2 separate regions of the Mus musculus genome follow, and region 2 is linked to region 1. The links are chromatin loops, found by intact Hi-C in ENCODE. Cell type or tissue: left cerebral cortex. All regions are shown on one strand. Each heading gives the region's core, and the rest is flanking DNA. Links, peaks and the distances in the headings are about the cores only. Region 1 overlaps Mtus2 (microtubule associated tumor suppressor candidate 2). Region 2 overlaps Pomp (proteasome maturation protein).

What was found. Peaks named below come from ENCODE experiments on the same cell type or tissue, not always from the same donor. Only the 100,000 strongest peaks of a DNase experiment are listed, where the experiment ranks them.
Region 2: it touches region 1 in a loop (3-fold over the local background); 3 of 42 quality-filtered maps call a loop at or near these places.

Annotation. Positions count from the first base shown.
Region 1 is chr5:148,234,448-148,249,711 of GRCm38, forward strand. It overlaps Mtus2 (microtubule associated tumor suppressor candidate 2), which reads left to right. Exons shown (of 15, transcript NM_001359503.1): 7 at 1,819-2,030. Among named protein-coding and RNA genes, the nearest start is that of Gm46928, 92 kb to the left of the region's middle. In left cerebral cortex, for the core only: CTCF peaks have their summits at 4,889 (motif pointing left), 6,194 (motif pointing right), 7,731 (motif pointing left) and 10,216 (motif pointing left); DNase peaks (open chromatin) are centred at 4,514, 4,869, 7,722 and 8,846.
Region 2 is chr5:147,871,837-147,887,100 of GRCm38, forward strand. It overlaps Pomp (proteasome maturation protein), which reads left to right. Exons shown (of 6, transcript NM_025624.3): 5 at 730-823; 6 at 3,628-3,948. The coding sequence ends at 3,695. Slc46a3 (solute carrier family 46, member 3) reads right to left here. Exons shown (of 6, transcript NM_027872.4): 3 at 14,135-15,005; 4 at 12,361-12,444; 5 at 7,857-8,013; 6 at 4,061-7,378. The coding sequence ends at 7,297. Among named protein-coding and RNA genes, the nearest start is that of Slc46a3, 15 kb to the right of the region's middle. In left cerebral cortex, for the core only: a CTCF peak has its summit at 5,890 (motif pointing left); a DNase peak (open chromatin) is centred at 8,469.

The DNA.
Region 1 (15,264 bases), core at 3,244-11,243:
AAGGTATGTTGCCACCACAGCCTCTGATGACTTAAGTAAGAAAAGGATTAACATTATCATGTCTACACCTGAGTCACCTGTCAACAGATGGTGCCATTTATGTGTCACCTTGCTTTGTGTACCTCTGTGTACGACACTGCATTTGGGCTTTGCATCTTGTTCCCTGAGGTTTTAGAAAAGGGCAAAAATCAGAAGAGAAAGAAAGAGCCCCCAGAAGACTTTAGGTGACACAGGGACATCCGCCTGTACTCAGGGAAACTGTGTCTGAGACATCACATCATGACCACCTGCAGGCTCTCTGGCTACCTGTGGGGACAGCATGTCTCTGTGCCTCAGTGGAGGGATGGTGGTCTTGCGCGCGCCCTGACTCGCCAGCAAGAACGACACTGCAACAGGACCCATCTGCACACGTTTATTGGGAGAGCTTGATTGCAGAGGCGAAGAGACCCCAAGCCCAGAACTGATGCTGCTTATATAGGCCTAGGAGAGGCGTGTCTCACACCCAGATTGGTTATGCATGGGTTATGCTTACCACCTCATTTGCATGCCTACATCTGATTGGTTAACTTCTCTCTCATCTGATTGGTTAACTTGTCTCTCATCTGATTGGTTAATTCTCAAAATCTCATCTTGGCAAAAAACTTTACTGCCTATGTATGCGTGGTGGCCAACGGTAGCCAGCGCCACCCTGCAACGGCACATGTGGCTTCCCACATGGTGGTCCATAGGTACTTAGCCATGATGACCTTGTCTAGCATAAACTCTTGCCTGGGGCCGTTCCTTCCTCAAACTTCAGCCCCAAAGGCCCCTCTTCTGAACCTCCCTAACTCCGCCCCCCGGCCCCAGGCAAACTTCCGGGTTCATTCTGTAAGCTACCTTCCGGTTCATCAAGTGAGCTATGTCGCCTCCCATGTGCCTCACTGGAGCCTTGTGAGTAGTGTGGGGAAGGACAGTTTCTTTTACACAGCAATGGGAACAGAGGGTGACTTCCCACAGGTGGTGAACCACCTCACAACTCTGGAAAGATCACTCTACTCGCTATGTAATGAAGATTAGAAGCTGGATGCCGGTGGGAGCCTCAGACCAGATTGGTGGCTGTGGGCATGATATGAAGTCACATTGGGGGCCCCAAGACATTGGTGCAATGGGAACTAAGCCCCAGAAATAGATGTTATCACTTGACCTTGACGGTGAAGAACAAGGTCATGAGAGGAGCAGGAAAGGGCAGGGAGGGACTTGCAGCATGATTCTCTGATACTAAGGGAGGAGCCGCCATGCTCGCTGAAGCCCGACTTCTACAAGAGCTGATTCTCGATTGATTTCCCAGTAGACATTTCAGGGTGGTAAGGACATAAAATAGATTCAATAAAGAAAGTATAAAATGTAATGTGAAACCCGACAGCGTCCTCCTCCAATGCCGACTCTAACTGTAAGTTCATTATGAGGAAGCAGGCTGTGGGTCTGGCTGCTTTTGCTGTCCGATGCTTTTATTTACAAGGTTTTCATAATAATGTTTATAAATTGTTTAAATCCCTCTAAGGAACAAGAAAGAAAGAAAAACTTTCCAAGCAGGCCTTAAAGAAATGGAAGCTGAAAGAAATTTGGTGGTGTGTTTGTTACTGTTTTCTAAGCATAAACTTGGCACTTGAAACTGTGTAAACAAAATAAATAATTTAAGTCCCTGCCTATTTTGTCTGTTTAATACTTAAAATGACTAACCAGGGGCAGTCCCTTCCCTGTCCCATGGGCGTGGGGAGCTTCCGTGACAGAATGCAGTTGAACGGAATACCCCCAGTGACTCCCTTCCTTTCTTCACAGGGTACCCAAAGCAGAGGACCTCAGCTCCTCGAAATGAGTTCCCACCCAAGCCTGACCTGCAGGCCCGGGAGGCGGAGCGGCAGCTGGCCCAGCGACTGCGGGACAGGTGTGAGTGGCAGGCCAGGCAGCTGGGTCTGGCTCGAAGGGAGCTGAAGAAAGCCATCCAAGGCTTCGACGCCCTGGCTGTCTCTACTAAGCATTTCTTTGGAAAGGTGAGGCTGTGTCTGTGAATGTTTACGGGTGCTTGAACTAACGATGGGCGTTGGGAAGTGTGTGTGGTATTAGGGTTTGGGGCTAGAGTGGAGGCGTGTTGGTCCTGTGGAATCTCCTGCAGCATTCTAGAATATTCCAGGAGCCCAGACCTCGCCGGGAAAAAAAAAAAAAACTAGTCTAAAAAGAAGAATAAGTCACCTTGATTACCAAAGAGAAAGGTGGGCCGCAAAAGGAAGAAGAAATACAGAGGACTTGAAGAGCAGACATTGCTGCTGAGGGGAAATTTACCCAGGCAGGCCTGAGGGGCATCCTCCTCTGAGCCCTTCAGCATGGGCTCTAGAGGGCGCTCTCCGGATCACTGCTTCTCTAGAAATGCAGAATGCTGGTTCCTTGTCACTGGAGGGCTGGCGTCTGCTGGATGCGAAGGTTGTGTCCGAGGGTGAGAGGGAGGGTTTACTTTGGAGATTTGAAAATGATGCCATCCTTGGGGGTGGGGGGTGTGGAAGACAGGGAACGGGGTGGGTGATTGGGCAGGCAGGCGAGTGAAATGTCTTATGCTGACTGGCTCTCTCAGGAACTACTCTATGGGAATGGAGGCAGACATGAATTCTTTTTCCGAGGCCCCCCTTCCGCAGTACCTGGGCTATCACATTTCAGTGGGAGGTTTTGGAGGATCAGCCACACTCAAACCCTAGCAACCCAACCGGTGAGCGCTCTGAGCTCCCGTTTGTTGTTTGTTGGCCTCGTGGTGCCTAGAAACAGGAAGATGTAAAAGTACCGTATCAGTGCCTCCCCAGGAAGAAGGGGAAGTGCCTACCTCTCTAGCTAATTTCAGGTCAGTAAAACAGGACATTAAGTTCCACGGTGTACAGCATTTCTTCCTTGGTCACCTGAGCTGCACTGTACGGGGGTTCTGTGCCCTTCTGTCCTCTCCCTGCCCTCGTGTGCAGAAACCCAACCTGCTCGTTGTTCTCTCAGTCTTTTTGTTTGTTTGTTTGCTGAAAGCTGTTAGCACAGTCACCTGCCGATCTGTTGTTTTGGGGGGGTGGCCAGCTACATGGATAGCTGCTCAAATTCATTTGTACCAAGATTCCAGCCTCTTCCGAAACTAAGAACTGTCACACCAGCAACGAATGATCAATTTAGATTCCCCATGTTTTGGACTGGTGGTATTGGTGTCAACAAAGAGTTAACAAGTATCTACAGTCTATTCCTATACGAAAGATAAAAGTTACAAATGCATCTTTGAGATTTCGTGTCTCAAAACCATGACACTTCTAGGATGCTTGTCCTACAGAAGGAGTGGATAGTTTCCCTTTGGTTGTATACAGACTTTTCATGGACTGTCAAATCTTCAATAGAAAAGGAAATAAGGTGTGTGCTGAACCTTGAGCTACAGTTACACTGTGACACTACCTGCCTAGGCTCCTCTTTGCTGAGCTGGGTAGTTATAGTTACACTGTGACACTACCTGCCTATGGCCCACGTGGCCTCCTCAGTGTGGCACCAAAGCCTTGATGATTGTTTCCTAGGATCACATCCCAGGGCACTGGTGGATTCTTTGAAAAGTTAAACCTTATGATACCATAGCAGGTAAGAAGCCGATGTGCCAGAATTAAGGCTCCACCCGCATAGTTTTGCAGTTCTCTGCCTCAGAAAAACTCTTTGCTGACCACAAGTTGCTTTCTTCCATGGCACGCACAAGGCTGTTCAGTTAGAAGCCCAGTAGGGCTATCCCCATATAGCCCATAGCCTGCTGAGCAGCAAAGGTGTGTGTGTGTGTGTGTGTGTGTGTGCCGTTATCCCTGATGTGTGTGGCCTTCCTGCTGCATGCCTCTGGGCACCTCTCCACTTCTGATAGGACAGATGCTGCTTCTTTGTAAGGTCATCGTGCGGATGTAGTGAATTGATGGGTAAAGGCACGTCACGGGAATACTTAGGAATGGTCTTCTGTGAGAGCAAGGAAAACCACTTTATGGGTCCTGCTCTCAGTAGGGATTAGACATGTATGACGTGCGGGCAGTGGACACTAATCCTGGCCACTTAGCTCTCATTACACAGGTCATATGTCCCTGGTTTGATGTTTGAAATATGAAATGTTCCAACACCTGAAACCTTTTGAGGACTGACAGGGCACAAGTGTGAAATCCCACACTGGAGCTTCTAAGACTGGCTGCACCTTTAAAACATTGTATAAACTTACCTCTATCTTATGCTTAGAGAGTGAAGAATCTCAAATGCATCTCATGTTCAGACTTGGATCCCATCCCGAAGAAAACTCATGTACACTATAAAAACATTCCCAGTTCTAAAGCAAAAAAGGAAATATTTCCATCCCCTATCGTTATGAAAAAGGGATACTGTCTCTTTATATACAACGGTGGTTTGGCTGGTCTAGTGAGTTCAGTTGCTGTAGTCAATTTTTCCTGAGTGTTGAATGTATCTTGAAGGGCATACTGGAAATTCAGCTCATCACTGGGAACATCGGAGCTCAGATAGACTCCCTGTCCTGGTAGAATAATGGTGAAAATTGTCAGCTCTGACAGCCTCAGCCCAGAGCCCAGGGATTCTGAAACGCCACGCTTAGGTGCCAACATAGCCTCACACCTGCCTGACCTAACAGCTCTGTCCTTGCAGCCAGTCATGTTCCTCAACAGGCAAAGCAGGCCTTCCAACAAAGGGGAGAAAAAAAGCAAAAAAAAAAAAAAAAAACCCAAAAGGCCATGGTTGCAAACCTCCAGGGATGTGGTGATGAGTGTGACCCTCCTGGGCTCACTTCCCAGGGTCTCACTGACAAGCTGGAATCCTTTGCTTGTTGTTCATCCAAATGCTACCCTGTATCACCCTCTGGTGGTAAGTTCATGAAATAGCATAGACAGTGGTCCTTGACAACACAGAATGCTTCACATTCTTAAACATGTGGCCTTGTTTATTTCCATTTTATTTGTTTGTTTGGTTGGTTGGTTGGTTTGGTTTTTCTGTATAGCCCTGTATGTCCTGGAACTCACTCTGTAGACCAGGCTGGCCTCGAACTCAGAAATCCGCCTGCCTCTTCTTCCCAAGTGCTGGGATTAAAGGCGTGCGCCACCACACCTGGCTTCCATTTTATTTTTAATACAATGCATTATATTGACTCAATATCTTAGTATTTGTTTTTCTTTTATAGTTAGCTCCAAATGTGGTGGTAGACTGTGAGTTTTGCTTGTTAGTTCTTATAGATTAGGCAGAAAAGGCGTGGGACTTGATGCCAGTGAAGTGTCTCTGTGGGTCTTCCATGTTTGTTATTACTGAATACCTGAGGCAATTCTGAGATGTATACCAGAGAAGAAAACGTTCATGTCACAAGCCAGGGAGCAAAAGGAGAAAGAAAAGGGTTTTTGAGGCCCCACGGTCTGCCTCAGGGGAACCACAATACCTCTAGGCCTTTGCCATCACAAAGGATCCTCCACCTCCCCACAGTGCCCCATAGTTCCCCAGTCTGCAGCAAAGCTCAACTGTTAGCTCCACCCCACTGTTACCTGGCAACAGCCAGGCAGGCCTGACTCACTATAAAAGGGGCTGCTTGCCCCCTCCTCCCTCTCTTGCTCCCCCTCTCTTCCCATTCCTTTCCCTCTCTCTCCATGTGCTCATGGCTATGGCCTGCCTCTACTTCCCTACTCTCTCTCCCTCTCTCTGCCTTTCTCTACCTCTACTTCCCTCTTAGCTCCCCTCCCTATGACCTGAATAAACTCTATTCTATACTATACCGCCATGTGGCTGGTTCCTCAGGGGGAAGGGATGCCTCAGCATGGGACACCTCCTTCCCCCACACCTCACCACAGTCCCATAGAACATATCCCCTACCTCTTTATCTTTCTATATACACATCACCAACCATAACTCATTTTCCTCTAAGCTAGTTCCAAAGAATATAATAATGTCATTGCATTTACTGTCTTTTATTATGGAAACAGACTCTTGTTTTTCTCTCTTTAAGATTTTTTCTCTCGTGCATTCTGTATCAACTGCAGTGAAAACGAACTCTAAATACAAAAGAGAGGAAGAAACAAAAACTTAAATCCCCATAGTTATATTTAAAATTTATTAGTATTCTACTCTACTAGTTTTGTGTATTTTTTAAAGATTTATTTATTTGTGTATGAGTGCTCTATCTGCATGTACGCTCCACTGCCAGAAGAGGGCATCAGATCCCATTACAGATGGTTGTGAGCCACCATGTGGGTGCAGGGAACTGAACTCAGGACCTCTAGAAGAGCAGTTAGTGCTCTTAACCACTGAGCTATCTCTCCAGCCCAGATTTGTATGTTGTTTTTAATATATTTCACCTGAAACAGCGGAGGCTCTTGGGCTACTGCCTCTGCCATGTGAAAGGGTCCATGGGCGACTTGGAAATTTTGAAAGTAGGCAGGGCTCACAGATAACAGCTGAGCCCCTGTTGACTGACTGACGGTCAATGCCTGAGAGTCTGGAGATATTGTTCCAACCCTCACCGAATTCTTCCAGCTGTTATAGCTATCATCCTTGTGTGACATTTGGGGAAACTGAGGGAAATGCAGGTCTCTAAGGACAACATAATGAGAACAAAGTGGAGCCAACAGTCTTTGCACCGTATATTAATGTCCCTTCCCCTACCAGCCCTCCCCGTGCTTCCCTGTACGTGAGACAGGGGGCAGAGAAAACATAATCACAAACAGTGAGGTAGTAATTAAAAGCTGGATAGTTACACCTGATGCTCGCCGGAAATGCCCTAAGGCCATTTTGTCCCGTTGCCCTTAAAACAGACCAAGTGAGATACAGTGTTCTGAGGAGTCGTTGGGAATGGGGCGGGGGTGTGCAGGGGTCGGAGAGCCACAAGATCTGGGATGAGTGTAGAGGGAAGCCGAGCAGACTTGTCTGCCTCCCAGGTAGAGGGATCCTCTCCCTTTTTCCAAGCTCTTGGTGAATCATTGCTAACTTCAGAATACAGTTCTCACCTTGGGCGCTGTTTGAAAGCACAACACCCCTCGGTGAGGACGGCTGGCTCCTCTTGGAGGAACCTCCCTTGTGTCTTCATTAAGGCCTCACAGCACCTGCTCCTCTCTCCAGTCTTCAGTCGAGCAAAGGGGAGAAGATGGAGGAATCTTTCCCCAAGCAAGTGTTTGCTAGCTCTCGCTGTTCCGGGCAGTGGGATTTTAAATTAGGGCTTCATCAGATGAGCCCACTCTGAAGGCAAGAGAGAAGGTGTATTCCACCAGCGGAAGGACATCCCGTTCCAGGGGCTCCTCCCTCCCTCTCCCCCGCCACAACCCCATGTGTGTTCCCCATGGAAGCAGAAGCAGCCAGATGCTTGTGGGTCCCTGGATCTGGCACCACAATGCTTTGCACCTTCCACCTTGTTAACAGCCATTATCTTCTCATTCTTTAATTTGCCCCAAGTAGCCAAACCCTGAAAGATTCGGAATGTGAGTACTTCTAGTTTGGTTGGCCTGTCTGACATCCATGCTGACAATGGCAGAGAGCATTGTGGGAGCTTTTAGTGAAGTGGTCCACGCGGGCAAACTGATGACTGCCTGGTGCAGCAATACAGGAGGCCTGTGTCCTACCTGTGTCATAGAAGTGGAAAGAGTTACTAAGTTTCCCTGGCTCCTTAAAAGCTGGCAGCAGAACTAAGCTGTCCATTCAGAACTAAGCCTGAGAGACGCAGCAACGGCACCACCTAGTGGGCACTGTCTGCAACTGAACGTCTGTGCTCTGAAAAGTCTCATCAGTGTTACCTTTTCGTCAGAGGAATTATAGAGAGCAAGAGAGTGTTTTCTCTATAGTCACTGACCGTGGGACACAGACCTGCTTATTCCACAAACTTAATTGTAACTAAGTTTCAAATAGGAAACACACAGATCTTTTCTTCTTTCTTCTTGATCCTGATAATCAAATCACTAAGACAGCAAGATATATGGGCATCACATGCCGTTCACCTAGGGGTCACTTTGTGAAAGCAGTTATATATTGCACAAACCTGCAATCAGATGACCCACACCTGTAAATCCAGTATCCGGAGAGAAAAAAGGCAAGAGATGGAAGACAGGCCAAAGAGGTTAATTCAGCTATATCAATAACCACTTTAAATGAGAATAGCTTGAACCCCAAAAGACACGGGTAGTCAGAAGTTATTTAATGAATCCAACTATATGGTAACTGCAAGAACCTCAATTTAAACATAAAAATCAGTAAATGGGTGAGAAAGATATACTATGCTAGCACTATTAAAGAAGAGGCAGAATAAATATATAATTTAATATATTTTTAAGTCTTCAAGAATTTCATACATTGTCATTTGATCATTTACCTAGGTACACAGGTTGACACTAAGCTGATGTCACAGCTTTTGTCCACTTTATACAAGCCTAGATAAACCTAGGAGGAGAGAGTCCCAATTGAGGGGTCTCCACCATCAGATTGGCCTGTGGGCAGGTATGGGGAACATTTTCTTAATTGCCAATTGATACGAGAGGCCCAGCCCACTGCGAGGGGTGCCATCCCTAGGCAGATGATCCTGGGATCTATAAAGAAGGTAGCTGAGTAAGCTTAGAGAAAGCAAACCATTGGACAGCATTTCCCCGTGGCCTCTGATTTAGTTCCTGCCTTGGCTTTCCTTGGTGACGGACTGTGATGTGGATGTGTAAGCCAAGTAAATCCTTTCCATTCATCCCGTGCTGGGTTTGGTGGGCGTTTATCACAACAACAGGAACCTAACTAGAGCAAATGCCTTAAAGCCAGGAAGACTGTCAGGACACAACTCAGCACTTCAATGAGAAATTGTCCATTCTCCAAGAACTCGGAGAAGGCGTGAAGCTGGCTGCTGGTATTGCAGGCTGGCTCTACTGAGCTCCAGGGACCTGTGTACATACATAATGTTCAGTTAGTGTAGACCCAGAGCCATGCTGCTCCAAACTAGGTACTCTGCTTTTAAACGTGTCTCCTGTGCACAGGGGAAGGGAACCAGAAGCCCCAGTGTGTACTGGGCTCACAGCTCTGCCCTTTGTAATGTGTATGAATATTATTTTGTGTAATCTTCATGATGAAGGTATTTCGATCCCTGGCTTATGGATAACTTGGCTACCTTTTCATCAAATCATGTCCTGTGTATTATTTTAGTCATTGTGCATTTATCAAATGCCTGCTAGGTCTCAGAGTGATAAAATTGAAATGACACAGCGTCTCTTTTAAGAAAGGCACAACCCCACGTAACACTCACGGAGCTCCTCATCCAACTCCCCCTGCAATGCTGGAAGGTAAGCAGGAAGCCAGGGATGCTGCTACGTGACAGGCAACCATGGGGGAGGAGGCTTTTACTTGACTGAAGCCAGTAAACAGGTGTCTTAGGGTGTTTTGTTTTGTTTTGTTTTGTTTTGTTTTGTTTTGTTTTGTTTTGTTTTGTTTTTTGAGACAGGGTTTCTCTGTGTAGCCCTGGCTGTCCTGGAACTCACTTTGTAGACCAGGCTGGCCTCGAACTCAGAAATCCACCTACCTCTGCCTCCCAAGTGCTGGGATTAAAGGCGTGCACCACCACTGCCCGGCTTGTCTTAGGGTTTTATTACTGTGAACAGACACCATGACCAAGTCAACAATTTTAAAGGACAACACTTAATTGGGGCTGGCTTACAGGTTCAGAGGGTCAGTCCATTATCATCACGGCAGGAGCATGGCATTGTGCAGGAAGACTTGGGGCTGAAGGACCAGAGAATTCTACATCTTAATCCTTCAGAAGGAGACTCTCTTCTGCAGGCCAATAGGAGGAGGCTCTTTGCTGCACTGGATGGAGCTTGAGCATAGGACCTCAAAGCCCACCCCCACGGTGACACTTGCAGACTATCAGACCCTGGGACTGAGGCAAGTGACTGTGATTTGGAGAGAATAGTGAACATCCTGATGATAGTCAGAACTAAAGTACCTATGACTTTGCAGAGTGCCAGACTCCTGCATAGACACCAGCAGTCTGACTTGGTATAGCATTTTGGCTTGCAGAATGCTAAAGAGATTGTGTTTTCTGTGCTAAGCAAGAGAGATGCTTGGGTATGGGGAGATGGCCCAGTGCTTGAGAACATGTTCCACTCTTGCACAGACCTTGAGCTCAGTTCCCAGCACCTACATCAGGTGGCTCACAACTCTGTCAGTTCTAGGGAATCTAGCGCCCTCTTCTGGCCTCCATGGGCACTGCACTCACATGCACAAACCCATTCACAGACACACCTACAGGCTCAGGATTTAAAATACTTTTTGATCTTTAAAAAAAGAAAGAGAGAGCAGCCAAGGAGAACTCCCTTCTATCCATGAAGAGAAAAGGAAATTGGGGTATCTGAGAAGAAAGGGGAATAAGGTTTGAGCAGGGAGCAGGGAACTGTCCTAATCTGGGGTCTTCAAAACCATCGAGATTTAATGAATTCTTCTGAAAAAAAAAATCTTGAGATACCAAGGATCTGGGATGGTCATAATACACTTTGTTGTTTTGAAGAAACTAAGGGTTTAGAAAAAAAAATGATAGTAAGAGAGACTGAATAAACCTCGGTGGTAGAGATTTGCTGAGCATGTGCAAACCCATGAATTCTAACTCCAGCATCACACACACACACACACACACACACACAGAGTTGCTGGAGAACATGAGTGTGGAATTAAAAGTGAAAATGGATATTGGTGAAGAACCAAGTCTAAAAAAATAAAAAGCTGGGACTTGGAATGCAGGGAGCTGATGGGAAAGTCAGCAGGCAGTTTGGGAAAATGAGGTATGTAATCTTTGTGTCTTAGTTAGGTTTGCATTGCTGTGAAGAGACACCATGACTAAGGCAACTCTTATAAAGAATAGCATTTAACTGGGGCTGGCTTACAGTTTCAGAGGTTCAGTTCATTCATGACCAGAAGCATGGCAGCATGTAGGCAGACATGGTGCTGGAGAACCCAACAGTTCTGCATCTTGATCTGAAAGCAGCCAAGAGGAGGCTCTCTTCCACACTGGGTGGAGCTTAGGAGAAGACCTCAAAACCCACCCACAGTGACAGACTTCCTCTAACAGGACCATGCCTCCTCCAGCAAGGCCACGCCCCCTCCAGTAAGTCCATATCTCCTCCAATAAGGTCACAATCCCTCCAACAAGGTCATGCCTCCTCCAATAAGGCCACGCCCCTCCAGTAAGGCCATGCCTCCTCCAGTAAGGCCACACCTCTTTCAATAAGGTCACACCTCCTCCAGTAAGGCCACACCTCCTTCAATAAGGCCACACCTCTTCCAATAAGGTCACACCTCCTCCAGTAAGGCCACACCTCCTTCAATAAGGCCACACCTCTTCCAATAAGGTCACACCTCCTCCAATAAGGCCACACCTCCTCCAGTAAGGCCACACCTCCTTCAATAAGGCCATACCTCCTCCAATAAGGTCACACTTCCTCCAATAAGGCCACACCTCCTCCAGTAAGGCCATACCTCCTCCAATAAGGTCACACCTCCTTCGATAAGGCCATGCCTCCTCCAGTAAGGCCACACCTCTTCCAATAAGGTCACACCTCCTCCAGTAAGGCCACACCTCCTCCAGTAAGGCCACACCTCTTCCAATAAGGTCACACCTCCTCCAATAAGGCCACACCTCCTCCAGTAAGGCCACACCTCCTTCAATAAGGCCATACCTCCTCCAATAAGGTCACACCTCCTTCGATAAGGCCATGCCTCCTCCAGTAAGGCCACACCTCTTCCAATAAGGTCACACCTCCTCCAATAAGGCCACACCTCCTCCAGTAAGGCCACACCTCCTTCAATAAGGCCATACCTCCTCCAATAAGGTCACACCTCCTCCAATAAGGCCACACCTCCTCCAGTAAGGCCATACCTCCTCCAATAAGGTCACACCTCCTTCGATAAGGCCATGCCTCCTCCAGTAAGGCCACACCTCTTCCAATAAGGTCACACCTCCTCCAATAAGGCCACACCTCCTCCAGTGAGGCCATACCTCCTTCAATAAGGCCATATCTCCTCCAATAAGGTCACGCCTCCTTCGATAAGGCCATGCCTCCTCCAGTAAGGCCACACTTCCTAATAGTGCTGCTTCCCATGGGTCAAGCATATTCAAACCACCACACTTAGTGCCAACATGGACGGCCACAGGCTACTGTTGCTAGGGAGTGTTAGTGGGAGAGGCTTAGAGTTTTCCCTCTCCCTCTGCAGCCAGACACAGTTCCTCCTCATGAAGTCCATGAGATGATTTCAGTCTTATGGTGACTAGAATAGTGAGGAGGCCCAAGTCCATAATGAGGAATGTTCAGGAAAAGAATCATTTGCAAAAGAAAGGGGAGACAAGTCCATGCTTGATAGGAAACCTTAAGATTTGCCTGCTGACTGAGAAAACCTTGTAAAAGGGACAAGAGGTAGTGTCTTCTGTAGTCCACCTAGTTCGGCTAGAGGATTTGTTGCAGCTTATTCCTGCATAGTACAGTGTGGAGGAACAAATGAGTGGAATCATGGACTAAATAAGTTCCCAACCTGTGCGTCATAACCCCTTTGGGGTTGAATCACCCTGCCACAGAGGCCACTTGTCTGATATCCTGCATATCAGACACGTACGACTCATAACAGTATCAAGTTTACAGTTACGAAGTAACAATGAAAATAGTTTTATGATTGGGGGTCACCACAACATGAGGAACCGTATTAAGGGGTCACGGCATTAGGAAGGTTGAGGACCACTGGTCTGCACAATAAAAATAGTCTGCTTCTTGCTTTGCCAAAAACCAGCGGTTGACCCCAGATTCTTATAGGACCTTAGTGTCACTACATGTTACAAATACTTTGAATAGATCATTTATTTGACATGGTGTCGATTGCTTTGAACTTGCAGAACTGGATGCAGAGTGTTGACTGGGTTCTAGCACATGAGGCCTCAGAGCTGGGACAGACAGCTAAAAGCGTGAGAGGGTCTTCCAGATGGCCGAAGAGAAGCCAGTGCCCAGAGGCGCTGGTGTAACTGTGGATGCACAGTTGGGAAGTGGCATCTAGCTCTCCTCTGTTCCCTCTGCCCCACTATTTCTTGTGTATATAAGTATTTGCCTGCATGTATTTCTGTGAGCCATGTGCATGTAGTGCTTGAGGAAGCCAGAAGAGGGCGTCAGATTCCCTGGAACAGAAGCCATAGACCATTGTAAGGTGCTGGGAATTGAACCTGCATTCTTTACAAGGGTGCTCTAACCAGTGGCGCTCTTAACTCTTAACTTCTGAGCCACCTGAGTCTCCAGCACCCACCTTCACTGATCCTTATAAGGAAGAATAGCAGCAGAACCCCAACCTCTCTTGTGGTACCCCTTTGGAGGGACAGCCTCCAGCTTCTGGCATGTTGGCATCAGAATGACCAACAAGACCCTGACACTAGACACTCCTTACTCTCAGTTGGCAGATGATGGTTTCCAAGGTGTGAATGCACTCCTGCTGTGGTGAGTTTGTCTTGCTATCTGAACTGACGTGTCTTACACTGGCTTCATCTTTGTAGAGAGCAGTTTCAAGGTGCAGATTTCCCAGGAGGAAGGGGATTCCTGCACCCGCATCCATCCCTCCGCAGGTTGCTCTGATCCAGCGAGTTGTGACGTGATGTCCTCATTAGCTTCCGTGTCTGATGGCTTACTTATTCTCCTAGAGAGAATGTATGTGAGGAAATGAGTTCATGAACACTCAACCTTCACCAATGAGGAAGGAACAAATGGAGTTTACGTGTTAACAAATAGCTTCCCCATGCTGGGGAAGAACTGTGACCCTCTGTGTCTGTAGGCTCTTCCAGAAAAATCAACATTGATTTTTGAGAGAATTGGTGAAGAAAAGAGGGAGTGTGGAACAATCCCAAATTAGCCTCTGTGGCTGGAGAGTCCTTTCAGCAGCCAGTGAAATGTAACTGGAGTCCTAAAAGGACAGGCATCTGGGATGCTGTCCAGATTCAGGGGGAGCCCGTACCCAGGGGCAGAAAGCAGAGAGCAGCAGCAGGAAGTAATTATAGGGCAACAGAGGAGCCTGGACACAATGGAGGTGACATCTGTAATTGTGACAAGGGAAAGGTGCAGAGAGTTAAATCCCCTAGCTCTGCAAACAGGAAGGATTTGACACCATGTAGGTAAATACTGCAATGCGTGCAGCACATACCATGAGCTTGCTCTGTCCATCCCAGTCTCTGGGCAGGTGCTAATCATACACACGTGACCTGCCCTGGTCACGGTCACTGCCTTACTTAGACAAATGAGTTCCTTTGGCTAAAATAACTGGAACAGGGTTTGGAGCTGAGGCAGGGATGCTAACACTAGGGTCTGTGTTCTCCGTGACATTCTGCAGCCGTCTAGTGATCAGAACCGGGACTGAAACTTAGTCCGGGAGTGTAAGAAGAGACCCGGTAGAGAAAGTACAGGATGGAAGAGCAGAAACCCAGCTCAGTCAGGCCTTCTCAACAGCACACAGCATCTTCTGTTTCGATGCCCTTTGTCTGTAAAATTAGTCCATTATGAGGGAAGCTCAAGATAACACAGGGAAATGGCTTGAAATACTGCCGTTCCATAGAGATGACTGTCTATCCCAACTCCGTCCAGTTCCTGCTCTGAGCTGAAACTATTCAGGGCTGATACAGCACAGAGCCACCAGGCCACCCTTTGCGCCCTCTCCAGAGGGTGTTGATCAGGTCACAGGTGCCAGTGTGAAAAGCAATATTGGGGAGCGTGGCTCTCTCTGGGCAGTGGTCTATGTGCAGAGTGGGGAGAAAGGGGTCCTGGAGAAGCATTGCCAGGAGGTCAAGGCAAAGAAAAAAACCAACCCACTACAGTGGGAAGGGTTGTGGCAGCTCTGTGGAATGGGAAAGCACCTTAGGAAGGTAGGTGGAGCCCTGGGCTGGAGAGTGGGGGGTCGAGGAAGCAGGGCCGGCCTTAGAACATGCACCAGGATGGGAAGTGATAGGTCCTCTCCGACAATGAAATGAGCCAGTTCAAGCCAGATTGGAGCCTATAAAGGCAGGGCTATTGGGAAGCAGCTCTCAGGTGGGTTCTCTGGTTCCAAGCAAGGAGGCCAGGGAAGTCGCCATGGGTGGGAGGCAGGGTGGGGGTGGGAAAGAGTGGGAGAGAAAAGCTGTTTGTCCAGGGTCTGAATCCCAACAGGGAGGCTGGATGCTAAGAACAAAAGAGAAGCCTCTGAGTGCAGGGTGCCCTGAGCAACCATGCATCAGGACAGCATCTGACAGAACCCAGA
Region 2 (15,264 bases), core at 3,763-11,762, 360 kb before region 1:
CCACCTAACTCTTGGTAAAGTATAAAGTGATCTGCAGCTCGAGTGGCAGTGGCCACCCTGTCTGTGCACGGGCTTTGAGGTGGGTAACTTGTACTGAGCCACATGACTGGGTCTGTGATCGTCAGACGATGAATGTTTCCAGATGTTTCTGTCTGCACAGCCTGTGCCCCTTTCCCGTGTTTCACTTGGTTTCCAGTCCACACCTGTCTATTGCATGACATTGGCTGCAGTGACACTGTAACTTTAAAGGCCTCCTGAGTGAGTTTGGTCTGCATTTCCGGTTAGCACTGCGTTTGGAAGGGTTACCTTTTTTACCTCTGTGCTAAGCATTGCAGAGCAGCAACAGTGTCCTTGGCTGAGGAGAGTGACTCTTTACTCGCCAGGTCCTGTTGGAACTTGGTCTCCCTGAGCTGGAGCAAGGTGGGCTCGGGGTGGGCTTTTCATCGTGCTATCGTTTCCCCAAACAGAAGCAGCTCCCAAGCGCAGGTGGGCCTGGTGGGTTAGGTGGTGGTAGTAAGCACTGGCAGATGTGCTGGGTAAAGTTATGGTGCCAGCGCCAGCGCCATCATCAGTGCACTTTAAAACCCGGTCTGTCCCTAAGACGTGAGTTCTTATTTCCCACTGGCTGAATGACAGTTTTACTTAGTTGTATACATTCTTCAAATAAAGAGCGAAGTGCATGGTTGGCCTCCCTGAGCCTTCTGCAGCTCTCTCTTCCCTTCTCCCCAGGTTCACCGTCTCCCGTTTCTCCCGAGCTCAAACCTCTCACTGGATATTTTGAGGGGCAACGATGAGACCATTGGTTTTGAGGATATTCTTAATGGTGAGTGGCACTCAGCACTGTGGAACACTATACTTACTATACAAGGTGACATCAGCCCGCTGCGTCTGTCCCAGGGACATCACAGAAGTCACTCGTAGTCACTCACAGCCCTAACATAGATTTAATGGTAATTATTGTAAGTAAAGCTGGCTCGTTGTCCTGAGATCTGGCATTTCAGTCAGTTTAACAGTCATCCATTCATTCTGTGTTGTGCTTATTGAAACTGAAGTCTGCTCTGTACATCTGGAGATCCATGGTGATGTGTGCTTCCAGGTCCACAGCGTTTGTGAGCCACTGTTCCCTGAGGGGACTTCATGAATGCGGGAAACTTGGAATTGCTGAGCTTGCTCAGACTATTATATATATAGTTGACGCATATCAAAGTCTTCAGAACTTACGTGTTTAAAAAAAAAAAGAAGATTGTGAGCATCAATTCGGTCTCATATTAAGGCACTGGGCAAGGCTGTGAATACAAACTGTGAACCTTAGATTTGCCCTCAGATAGAGGAGGTGGACTTTAACTGGGCGGGCGAGGAATGAGTCTTGTTGGGTTGGGAGAGTCAAGTGCCCTCAGGATATGATAGATAAGCTCAGTTCAAGTCCGAGGAAGACTGTCTACAGCCAGAGAAACCTTAGACTCGGGTCTGTTGGCTAAGGCTTGAGAGGGGCTGCCCGACGAGCAAGCCGACAAGGTAGCGTGCTGCAGGTTTGTGGATGGTGGGAGAGATGGGAGACTCCTGATGGCAGATAGACAGATGCCTGCATTCTGTGGTCCCTGGTCCCTGAACTGCACTTCCTGTGGTGTGCAGAGGGCAGGTGACACTTGTGTATTTGTCCAATTTTTGTTCCGGAAAGGAGGACTCTGTATCCAGGGCTCCTCAGCCCTAAATCAGGCATTAAAGCTGCTTATTGTGGCCATCTCTGCCTTTGGGGACTGCTGCAGGTGTAACCACCACAGTCGGGCACGGCAAACAGGCTTTCATTGTGTGTGTGTGTGTGTGTGTGTGTGTGTGTGTGTGTGTGTTGAGCACAGAGGCCATTGTCTGTCTGCACTGTTTGTGTAAGACTCGGGTGTGCAGTAACGTGGCTCAGTGGTGCTTGTTTCAAGACTCACACAGTCTGTGAGGACTTGGGTCCTAGAGTGGTGGGGACCAGTAAGAAATGGCATGGAGTAAGGTGAGGTTGAGAGCCAGACAGGCCAGACAGAGCAGAACCTGCAGCCCACAGACAGACAGACTGGCCAGATAGAGCAAAACCTGCAGAGCACAGACAGACAGACAGACCACATAGAGCAGAACCTGCGGCCCACAGACAGACAGACTGGCCAGATAGAGCAGAACCTGCAGCCCACAGACAGGCACTGGATGCTCACTCGGAGTGCACCATTGAGTCAGCTTAGGCTGAGCAGATCTGATCTAGTCTCATGTCTCAGACAATCATGAAATGAGCTCTCTCTGTTGTGCATCTCTCTGGGGTAGAAATTAGCTGCAGAGTTCCCCTGTTGAGAGGGCTGATGTCCACTGCCGTGAGACTGCTACAGTGCACATGAGTAGCACCCCTTGGTTGGGAGCTTTGTGTGCATAGATGGTGTAGCTGAGGACTACCATGGCTACCCAGAGTGGGTCTCTCCCTCTTTGCTGCATTAATTCACTGTGGAGACCTTCCTTGTCGTCCGTCTTCCTTGTTCCTCACTGAGTGACCTGCACACTCATTGCTCCTCTACCCGCTGCCCAGATTGCAGTGTGATCTCAGGCAGCGTTCGCTTTCTCTGCACATTTTACGAGAGCATCAGCTAAATCACACTGCACTTTTCAGGGCTCTCCCACCTCCATACTTACGGTAATTGAGTAAGTGCACTAGTAAAGTTACACTGGACATTTCAGGGTCTCCCACCTCCTTACTTACGGTAAGGGAGTGAGAGAGTGAGTTGCAGGTTGAGGCAGGGCTTGTCCTGTGTCCTGGGAGCTCACTGCACATCTCCTAACTTGCCGCCTTGCTGTGTGCTTCCTGTTTTGGTAAGGGTGATGACACACTCTTCGAAAGTTGGATCTTTAAGAGCTGGAATGGAAAGAACGTTAACGAGTGAGCGCACTCTGTGGTCACAACAGCACACCAGCCACGCTGGCTCTTTGCTTTCCCAAGCCTGCTTTGCTCGCCTGTTTCCTTGGTCTTGGCTTTGTGCAGACCGTACGGGTTTGGCACGTTCGGCTCGGTCAGTGTTGCGAGGGTGAGACTTGGCCTGGAAGCTCTCTTCCATTGCCAGGACTTGATGGCGGCTTTCGTGTTACCACAGTCCAGAGCAGTGTTTCCAGTCTAAACTCCAGGTGCTGGGTTTTAAGGTGTTTGTGCTTTGGAATTCTGATTTCTCTGTGTGTGTATGTGATGGAACGGAAAATGGGAAAGATAAAATGTTTTTACGGCTTAGATTGTCCTCGGTTAGGTGAGGCACCATGGGGAGCATCAGAACCTTGGAAGAGGGTCTGTCTGTCTGTCTGTCTTTCTCTCTCTCTCTCTTTCTTTCTAGGTTTATTTTTATGTGCATTGGTGTTTTGCCTGCATGTATTGCTGTGGGAAGTGTATGTAGTTGGGTCCCTTCAAGCAAGATACAAACTTGTTTTACCGCCCACCCCAACTTCCCTTGGCCTCTTGGCCCCTTTGCAGTCAGTTCCAGCTCCAGCCCTAGCCAGCCTGCTTGTTGTCACACTGGGTTGGTTCAGATGATCACAGATCCTGATATGATGACTCCTGCGTTCCCCTCTGTGTCTGAATGCCCACTGATAGCGCTTCTTTCTGTTTCTTTCCAGATCCATCACAAAGTGAACTGATGGGTGAGCCCCACGTGATGGTGGAACATAAGCTGGGCTTGCTGTAATAAGGGGCCCGCGCAGGGAGGAACGACGAGTGTGCTCAGCATAGTTGCCTGCTACAGTCTGATGTTCACAGCAGTAAAGTACAGAGAGGATCACTGGGCCATGTGGAAGCATTTGAGGCTTGGTTTTGGGTTGTGGGTCAGTTGAGAGCCTAGAGGTGGTTCTGAGGTTATAGCAAAGCTCAAATTCTGAAAATGTGTGTCTTATAAATGTTATAAAAACGCAATAAAGTCCCCGGGAGTTACCTTGAGAATCATGTGTGTGGTTGGGTTTGGTAGCAGCATCCGGCGCAGAGCCTTAGTGTTGCTCGGTAGAATGCTACTCGCACTTTAAGGGTTATAGCCAAGTATTCTTACAAGTTGAGAAGTTTAAGTTTGCAGAGTTTGGCCTTTTTTATGTGAGAAGTTAGGTATAGCAGCCGGGGCATGAAGCTTGAATGATTGTGGTTCAAAGTTTTATCTCACCTGTTAGCTTATCAGTGTTCTGTGGAAGGAAGGTACAGGTCACTTGGTTTTAAGTTATGTATCAAGGTACAGAAATGTTTTTAAGTTATGAGAATATTCCTGTTATACACCCATGAATAGTTCCAGGATGACCGCACAACCACCATGTCTCCCTACCCCCTGACACACTGGCATCTCTGGGTTCTAATATCCAGCCGTCTCTTTAGAACACTGACCACAAGGCAGCCAGCCCTTGTTATCAGCCCCTTGGTCCATGGAGACCTGTTCTGGGACCTCCAATGGATTTCTGAAACTGCGGGTAGTATCTAACTCTGTCATGCTAGGTTTTTTCCTTCAAGACATAATGTCTGTGATACTTAATTTAATTAGGCAAAGTCAAAGGCTAACAGCAATAGCTGAAAATAAACTGAAGCAGTTGCTGCAATACCCTGTAATAAAGTCCTCTGACTGGGTTTCAAGACAAGATACTGTTTGTGGACTCTGAGCACGGGTGACTAAGCCATTGAGTTGAAATGATGAAGAGATGGGTGTATAGAACAAGAAGAAAGGACATGGTGCTTGTGCGATCATCCTGGAACATGTTCCTCTCTCGTGACGCAAACTTTGAGGACATGAGACAGCCACACTCACTGGGCCAGCAGTTGAGACCCTCAAAATATAGGCCACTCAAGTAGGTTTCTGCTCAGCCAAGAAGCTGTCTATTGCCCCTCCACTGTAAGACCATCCTGTCTAGTCTCAATGGCAGCCACTGTAGGCTGTTCAGGTGAGGACAGGCAGTATAGTGCATGCTTGCCGTTGCTTTGCCGTATTGGGATCTAATTCAGGGCCTGGCATCTGGTATGCAAGTGCTGTGCCACTGTGTCCAGTCCGTCTGCATATACTGATACTATAGAAAGGCCAGAGTCCAGCCTCGAGTTCCTGAGGCTCACCTTCCTCGCCTGTCACGTGGGAAATGAAGAGCCACTTTACAGGGTCACTAGCAATGCCATACGTTGATAAGGAACGAGCTTTGTAAACATAAGTGGTTTTTCCCAGATTATAGAAAAGTCACGGCATCTTTATCATTACGTATGAAAATGGAGAAGTCTGGTAAAGGGCCCGGGGAGGCAGCCAGGTAAAGTGCTTGCCTTGCAAACAGAAAGCCCTGTTTCCAGTCCCTCAGGCACCATCTGAAAAGCCAGCTGTGTTGGTGTGTCCCAGTTGGCCAGCCAGCCCAGGCTCCTTGCAGAGCCCCAGAGCAAGGACAACCATTCTTAAGAAGCTAAGGTGGGTAGTGATTGAGCATCAGCAGCCGCAGTTGTCTTACACAGGTACAAACAAATGCACCTGCATGGGAACAAAGGATGGAAACAAGATGAATTGGCTTGAATGGTGCACGGGCCAACACTTCCATCTGTTTGCAGGTTTAGCTTAGGAACCGGAGAGGAGCGGTTACTTCACAAATCATTAGGGTTGGAATTTAAACAGTTCTTGCAAATGAAAATAAAGAAATTGTAGCCTTCACATTTAGTTCTGCAGACATTTACCAAGCATGCAATGAGCAGAGACTGTCCCTGTCCTCAAGGAGACCTACCAGGAAAGAAAGAAATATGGTCTTGGGCTGGAGAGATGGCTCAGTGGTTAGAGCACTGGCTCCTCTTGCAGAGGACCTGGGTCCAGCTCCCATCCCCACGAGGCAGCTCACGACCATCTGGAACTCCAGTTCCAGGAAGTGTAGCACCCTCTTCTGGCCTCCATGAGCACTGCGTGCAAATGGTGCACAGATCCTCTGTGGAGCTCCCGCAGAGCACACTTGGTTTAGGAGACAGGGCAGGCGCACACTTAAAAATCTCTTTAAAAATACATTGGAAAATGCTGGGTGGAATTCTTGTTTATACAAAGGACTGTGGAAGCCCTGCTGAGACTTGGCGGGCAGGCTACATGTCAAGAACCCTGGGCACACAGGGAAAGCAGGGATTTTTGGCTGAGACAGTTTTACGAAAACACGAGAGGAGGGACGAGTTGAAAGTGTAAACAGGAGAGGAGGTAGTATTTGGGGGACAAGGATGGATCTAGGTATGGGTATGGGGGTGTGTAACGTGGAGTGGGGTCACATGCTTGCCCGCTTATTCCCCTATGAGCAACAGTTGCTGGAAAAGATAAGATCTGTGTTTTAAAAACATCCTTCTCCGTACAGTGTGGAGCCCGAGAAGGGGGGAAGGGAAGAAAGATCAGAGGCAGAAGCCCAGCCAGGGTCTGTGGACTATGACAGCCTTCTGCCATGCCACAGGGTGAGCACAGGCTATAAGGTGTGCCTTTATACCACACTGAGCTGTCAGCTCAGTTTTAAAGTTTAAGACAATTGTATTTATAATCTGATGTTCTACTCACTCCCTTCATTACACATAAAAACATTGTCAGGCTTGTCAGTGAATAAAATACTAGGAAAAATGAAAACCACATATTTTAAAAGGTACTTCTGTTCAAGGACTTTTCATTCCATTAGTAGAGCCTTAACAGGCTCTTAAAACATCAGTCAAGTATGGGAAGAACTAGAAATGCCTGAAACATTATTTCAACAGTGATTATTCTGAATAAAAATTCCTCATTATGTCTTCAAAATCCCTGAGAGGCCAGCAAGCCCATTGTGCAGACGGAGAGACTGAGGTCAGAACTCCTCAATCACATGGGAGACTGGAGCATGCCAGTGAAGTTATTGCTTTTAAGTTTTAACAAGGTTCACAAGCCTTCCTCGGCTCTTCACGGGGTTTCTCTGGTCCATGGAGAAGTGAGCATGGTAGGTGCTGGGCCTGTTCTCTGTAGAACACAGTGTGCTGCTGGGTGGTCCCAAGAAGCAGCAGAGCTGGGTGCCTTCCTCCCGACTCACTTGGGTTAGGAGACAGGGTTTTGTCCTGTGGATTGCTGATGAAATGCGATTGTGGAGTTTATATTCTTCAGGAGTTGCGCAGAGGGACGTGTGCATTGCTGCCGACTGTCACTAGTCTGATGTGTGCTCACTGCATAGGGACATGTGCATTACTGCCGACTGTCACTAGTCTGATGTGTGCTCACTGCATAGGGACGTGTGCATTGCTGCCGACTGTCACTAGTCTGATGTGTGCTCACTGCATAGGGACGTGTGCATTGCTGCCGACTGTCACTAGTCTGATGTGTGCTCACTGGGTTCTTCGTGGACGAGGAGTGTGTAGCTTCCCTCTTCCCAGCCAATGCTCTTGACGCAGCTGCAAAAACAAGAATTTGGAATGGGTTAAGAGATACATAAGTTACCAAGATTCTGTCTTTCCCGCCCACATGTGGCTTTTAATAAATTGCTCAAGTTCTATGTAGCAGGTTTATCCTGGCATCTTGAACCCCACTGATTTGTTACATATAGTGTTCTGAAAATTAATAAACTCCTTGAGATTTTTCCTCTCTCCTACACTCCCAAGATACTCAGTTGTTTTGCCGTGGAATCTTAGAGTCCCATAAAATGACTCCTCTATGTCTGTGACCTAAGGCCACCACCCCCAACTAGTTCTCAACAGCCAGTGGCACTATCTCATTTTAAGTTCTCAAGTTATCGACAGGTGTATTCATGACCGATAATTCTTGAGAAAAGCATCCTCTGAAGCCAAATGTCAAGAGCCTGTGTCACTTTGCTGGTAGAGGTAGACGATTCATTCAACCCGATCGCCCTTTGATGGAACGAGAGCTACCTACCATAGACTGATGGCTGGGAGGACCAGGAGGCCAGCGGACAGCAGGAAGATGAAGCCAGGGTACCAGGCAACAGTGGCTGAGTAAATCCCACTGTACGCAGAGGTCGAAGTGACCCCAGCCAGCGTTTCTAAGAAAGCTATACAAGCAAACAACGCACCTGTTTGGGGCAGAGGCGTGGAGGGAGAAAGGAGAGGAAAAGGCAGTTACAGAACAGTCAAAAAGGGAACGGAGAGAACTTGTTCACTGAAAACAGCAACAGGCGATGCCTTGGCGAACAAAAGCCATCCCCTCAATATCCTTGAGAAGGTGCTGGGGATGTGACTCGGGTGTCAGAGCGCTTGTGCTAGCTCGAAAGAAGCCAGCGCAGCACAAGCCAGGGGTGGTGGCACACACTCCTGTGGTGCTCGGGATCAGAAACTCAAGGTCCTTCTTGAGAGCCTGACTCAACAACAGCTCCATGCCCCCATCCCCCAAGGTCACCGATGCGATTTGCAGATGAACCCTCTGAGCCAAGGCGCTCCCTGTGAACCTGTTGGGAGAGATGTTGAAAACCCCAAATAGCTGAGCTCCGATGTCTACAGGGGAAAGCTGACACAGGTACCAGCTGCTGACTCATTTGGAGGCTGGAGTGTCTCCAACCCAGCCTCAAGCTAACCCTTCACGTTAGACAGACATCTAGCCACAGATAACAACTCCTGTGTGGACATTTACGTATCTCCGGTCTGAGTTCCAGCTCTGTCAACTCCACGCACACATCTGTTCTGCTTCTGTGAGGTCCTCGGGGGCCCAGCTGTCCTGGTGCATGGTAGCCAATTGATAAACGGGTTAAGTAAGCAAACAAAGGCTTACCTCTGGACTCTGCTCACCAGTCAGCCAGTAGCATGTAGATAGATGTACTGCCCTCGTGGTTTATGGTGATGCACAGAGTTGGTTTAACTGGCTTTCCTACTTGCTTAGTTACGGTATTTTGTTTGTGTTTCTTGCTACTCCTGGGAATAGCACTATAGCACAAAACCCTGACTGTGCAGTGCTGATTCTGAGACACAAGGAAGTCTATCCATTCTCTTAAGGTAAATAGGTCAGGCTGGGTGCTGTCTGTCTACTGCAGTACACTATTACAGAATAGTGTTGATTTGTTGCTTGACCTCTCTCACTGGGCAATCCAGTGTGTTGAATAAGCTGGAACAAATACATCCAGAGTGAGTATAGACGTTAAAAAAAAAAAAAAAATCAAGTGGGCTGGAGTGATGGCTCAGTCAAAAGCACTAGCTGCTCTTCTGGGGGTCCTGAGTTCAATTCCCAGCACCCACGTGGTGGCTCACAACCATCTACAACTGTAGTCTCATAGGATCAGATGACTTCTTTGGTGTCAGATAGATGTGTATCAGATAAAACATCCCATGTACATAAAATAAATGAATCTTTAAAAATAATTATAGCCGGGCAGTGGTGGCGCATGCCTTTAATCCCAGCACTTGGGAGGCAGAGGCAGGCAGATTTCTGAGTTCCAGGCCAGCCTGGTCTACAGAATGAGTTCCAGGACTACACAGAGAAACCCTGTCTCAAAATAAATAAATAAATAAAGTAAGTAAGTAAAAAAATAATAATAAATAAAGAAAATCAAGCCACTCAGAAGTCAGAACCATCTTATTGTATCCTGATTTCTACTCACTGTGAGTTTGTGCGTGTCCCCAAAGCAAGACAGCAACTATAAGTCAGAAGACTTAAAAACACAGGAATTTTCAGAAACATTACCAAAAAGCTATTTTTCTCTCCCTTCTGGTTTTTCAGACATGTCCTTTCCCACTGAGCTGTGCCCTGGCCTCTGAACACTCAGATTTCAGCTAGCAGACAGTGGTTGCACCTGGTGGCCTCTGTGGTCTGTCCTCTCTCTCTTGATCACTCTAAAATTCATTATATTTTCACAAAGTAACCTTTTTTTAAAAAAAAGAAATAAAGCATTGGGACTATATTAAGATATTGAAATCTGGCCACTATCTAAAATACTTCTTAGTTTAGGCATAGAAACAAGATAATTATTATAATTATTCCTTTTAGATTTATTTATGTATATTAATGTTTGGCCTGTGGCTGTGTATGTACCACATGCATGCCTGGTGCCTATGGAAGCCAGAAGAAGGTGTTAGATCCCCTGGAACTGGCGTTTACAGATGGTTCTGAGTCACCATTTGGGTGCTGAGACAGAATCCAGATCTGACAAGAGCAGCCAGTGCTCTCAACCACTGAGCCATCTCTCGGCCCCTTAACTAAATTATTTTCTTTTGTTGTTATTCCTTTGGTGTCCCATCAGAGGAACCACTGTGGAAGTCATGAACGCAGGTCTGTTTGTCCATGGCATCTTTATAGAATTTTCTGTTCCTAAGTGCTCTCTAGATAACTGTGGTGGTTTGAATATGCTTGGCCCATGGGATGTGGCACTAGTGGGTGTGGCCTCCTTGGAAATAGGTGTGGCCTTGTGGGAGAAAGTGTGTCACTGTGTCAGCCAGCTCTGAGGTGTCCTAGTGCTCAGTCTCCACCCAATGTGGAATGAGAGTCTCTGCCAGGCTCCCTTCTGCTCAAGATGTGGAACTCCCAGCTCCTCCTCCAGCACCATGTCTGCCTGGACACTGCCTTGTCCCCACCGTGATGACAATGGACTGAACCTCTGAAACTGTAAGCCGGTCCCAATTAAACATTTTATGTGTAAGAGTTGCGTGGTTACGGTGTCTCTTCACAGCAATAGAACCCCAAGACAAGCTCCATCACAACACAGTCTATGAAGACCTTCGAGGGAGACGAAGCTTCAGTTTACAGGCAGCCAAGAACCGATCATCATGTTTTAAACCTGAGTGAAGTATGCCGTTTTCCCTAGCATTGACTAAACAGACACAAACGCATGTGCGCTAGGAGGAGCGGTTTCACTGATACTCTGTAAGAACACTCGTTCAAGGCTCAAATACAAGACACAAAAAGTACCCAAGTCTGATGACAGTCCTAGAATACTGAGGGAGGACAGTGCCGCAGACACCAGCACCCACTTACTGCTTTCCTTCTCTACCCTGTGTGGTAATTCTCTACCTGCACCCCCACAGCTCCCGTCTTCTGTGCTCCCGTCTGCCACTGGGGCCTTCCCTGCTGGCCACCTTGCACTCGGTCAAGGGAAAGAAGCAGCACTGGGCTGGGCGTGGTGGCGCATGCTTTTAATCCCAGCACTCGGGAGGCAGAGGCAGGCGGATTTCTGAGTTCAAGGCCAGCCTGGTCTACAAAGTGAGTTCCAGGACAGCCAGAGCTATACAGAGAAACCCTGTCTCAAAGAAAAAAAAAAAAAAAAGAAGCAGCCCTGGGCTATGGTGTGTCTTCTCTGGGCCCCTCTGTCTGGGGCCCCTCTCTGGCTGCCTCTACACGGCCCATCCTCTGTATGACATTGCATGGAATTCCCTGGGCTTGAACCAGCTTTGAGTTTCCAACTTGGTCTCAGGTTAAAGCCCAGAAGAAAGCATTTCTGGGGCCCAAGGCGAGAATGTAACTGAAGGTTACGATCACCTTCTAAGCATAGATGGCCCTCCATATACATGGGCTTCAACATCTGAAGGTTCTGCCAACTACCCATCAAATCTACAGTTAGGCTCTAAACACACAAGACAGCTTTTTCTTGTCATTATTCTCTAAGCAGTAAACAGTAAAATTACTATTTAAATATTTGTATCATCTTAGATATTACAGATCATCATGATATTACAGAGATGAAGAAAGCCTAAGGTTATGTATAAATTATATGCAGATATCATACAGCTTAAAGTTGGTTTAACTATTTTCATGGATTTTTTTGGTCAGTGTGCAAAATAGTAAGTTTGACTGAACTTTTCATATGTACGCCACTGTTTCTTAGCTAAAAGAAAAACCCACAAAGGATAAAGTATGCTGTGTCTTTCTACTAGGGAAGGCCAGATGCAATGATGGAATTCCCAGGCTTTTCAAGAGTTCCATTTAGAAACTAGACAGCAGCGAGCGAGCTGTCCAACGACTGCAGCCTGCTCCGTTTGACTTCCCCTCAAGGTCTGGCTCAGAAGGATCATTCGCAACGAGGTGCCAACAACTTTGTACAGCAAGGTCAGGGCAGGCCTGCCTATGAGGAGTCACTACTGGTCCCCACTTTGGTGGGGGCTGGCACAGTCCATGGGAGAGGGTCATCCAGGCACTCAGTGGACATGAACCAGAGTGGCCCCAGGAGCCACACTGCAGCTGGAGTGTAGGGGGGCTGAAAGTGCACAGTGGGGAAAACCCCTTGGCTCCAAGGTCTCCTTCCTTCTTCTGGCTGAGACAAGGCCAGAGGAGCCTCCTAAAGCAGGGTCCCCAAGCAGGGCCCCTCCACCTGAGTGTAATCTGGCTTCTAACAAAGCCGGGTGCTTCCTTCAAAAGGAGGCCCTGGCCGGAAAGAGGCTTCGAGCATCAATTGTAATGACTGCAGTTGGCACATCTGTTGCAGGCTTTAAAGCAAACTCACCTTGCTCAGTCGAGTGGACCACCTTTGACAGCATGGACCTCAGGACGGAAAGTGGCATGATGGTGAAAATGAACGGAATCCTGACTGAGAGAAATAAATGATACAGTCAAACCAGGCTAAGTCGGGATGTCCTTGCACCTAGACACTTCCTCCTAGGAACACCCTGACTCACTGCGGCTGAAGATCCAGCTGACTGCAGTTTTACCTAATAGATCTGAGGCTTGCTTTATTCTAGAATTCTGGGTTTGGTCCTACAAATGGCATTCATGGACATTTTCATACAAGTGTGTTCAGTCTGCGCATATGGTCCAGATGAGACCCATCTGCCTATTTCTCTAATGATGTAATAACTTATTTAGCAAGTTTTGACTACTAATTAGCTTTTACTCATTTTAAAAATATTATTTTCATTTTTGTTAGTGTGTGTGTGTGTGTGTGTGTGTGTGTGTGTGTGTCCCATGTATATGTATATGCCCAGGTGAGCAGACGAATGTGCTAGATTCCCCGGACCAGGTGGTCCTCAGCCTGGGAACTGAACTTAGGTCCTCTGAAGGGCGGTGCCTGCTCTTAACTGAGGAGCCGTCCCTGCAGCTCCTCTTCTGTGTTTTTTATTTTTATTTTATATGTTTTATTTTGGCATTTTGGGGACTTTTATCCCCTTACTGTAAAGATTCCTTTATAGGTAAGCTGACTCCTTATTGTCCTGTTGGTTCAGTTTTTGGCTGGAAACTGTGAACACAATTGCCTCTGCTCTTAAATTTTATACATATATTAAAGTGTGTGTGTGCTGCCCTTACTATGCTGCCCTTACTAATTTGGAACTTACTATGTAGACCAGACTGCCCTCAAACTCACATGTACACCTGACTCCTACCTCTGCCTCCCAAATTCTATTCTTTTTTTTTTTTTTTTCCTGAGACATGGTTTCTCTTGTAGCCCTGGCTGTCCTGGAACTCACTCTGTGTACCAGGCTGGCATCGTACTCAGAAATCCGCCTGCCTCTGCCTCCCGAGTGCTGTGATTAAAGGCATGTGCCACCACTGCCCAGATCACAGGCAGCTTTAAACTATGCTTCTTATAGAATCATTTTTTAGTCATATCACCAAATAATGGCATATTCTTTTGCAAATAACATATTTACATTTTCCAGAGTATTTGCATGCATATGTTGACTAACTATGGTCTTGGCCCTCTTCATGAAACAGGGGCATAGCTCCCACTGTCTAAAAGGCACTGGGCTAAGTGCTCTCTAGTTCTCCAAGATTCAGTGTAAAACCCTCTGAATGGAGCATTCCTGTGCCCATCAGCGGAAGGGCTCAGAGGGACAAACATGCCAAGGTCACCCAGCGATATAGGAGGAAGTCAAGTCTTATTCTTCAAACTGTTTGTCTGGCAAGGGACAAGGATGTGATACCTTCATGGTAGAGACGACTGACTTGGACCAAGATTCTCTATTACAGCTCCATAACCCTTCCCAACGTAGCATTCAAAGGATCACTCATTTCAGTGGAAGCTACACTCAGGGACTGAACCGCACACAAAAAAAAATGTCTCTCAACGTACTTTTGGCAAATATTCAAATTTGCAAAATCTTGTTGGTTCTGAGAACTTGTCATAACTTGGTAAAGCTGGCTGTCTGATTGTTGACTTCTGGCAAGCTAGCTGTTTACTTGCAATAGAATGGGTTCGTAGAGAGCTTTGTGTTGAGTGTAAACCCCTCCCTCTAACAGACTGAATTCATTTTCCATAAAAATCAGACACATTTGTAACTTACCTAAAAACATCATTAGAGTGGTCCTGGTGAAGGCAGCCAGCGTCATCCCCACCATGGTGGTAAAAATGCCAATATAGGCAATGTGAATATCCTTCAAACAATAAGAAAATAGCCAGATGCCTAGGAAACTACTTAAAAAGGAGACACTGCCCAGAGCTGAACCATAGCCTATGTAAACCTCATTCCAGCAGAGCGGAGGGCCCAGCTCATAAAGTGTAAAAATTGGGGAGATTCCGATTATCACAAAGAAATAAATGACAAGGGTAAAAATCAGCAGACAAAGCAAAGCCTGCCGCTTACTGGAACCATTTTTAAAAAGCATGTAAGTCCGGTAAAATAGGTCCTTAAGGCTTTCGATACATGACATAGTCACAATCTGAGATGAAGACTCCTTTATGGGATCATTGAGGAAAAATAAAATGTAGGCCAGGTTGACTATAAGAACCATGGCAGTTATGAAATAGGACCACACAAAACCCAGTTCTCGGATAAAATAGCCAGATGACAGGCCTGTTAGCCCAGTAACGACTCCAAGCATGAAATCCAGGATGGCTATGCGGATGATTCTATGCTTGTATTCTTTCTGCTGATCCACAATGTAGGCGAAGCAAGCTCCCCAGAACGTGGTGTAATTCCCAAAGAGGGCGCCAATAAAGGTGGATGCTATCAGAAGCTGGAGAGGAAGGTCAAAGTAGGACATCATGCACAGCCAAGTGTTGGTACCCAGAGAGCCAAGAGATGACAGGACCATGGGAAGTTTCCGTCCGTGGTTGTCGCTGCTCGCTAAAAGCATGAAGGTAGACACCAGACCAGGAATTAAGGCACTCATTTCCACCTGCAGGTTGAAGAGAGATGCCTTTTTCTGAACTTCCTGCAAGGACAAACACAAAGGGTTGACAGATACAGTGACTGTAAAAAGACTGCAGTGTTGTCTCGGGTTATGAGCGGGCGGCCCCCGGGTATGTGAGGAAACGGTGCCGATTAAGTTTTCATGCGGTTCATAATGCACACGTTAGAAGGTAACACACCCACACTTCATCATGAGACCCTGACACCATGCAGGGTAGAGAGTCAAAGCTACAAAGAGAAAAATGTGTGCCTTGGTGTGTCTGTCTATACAATGGACATAT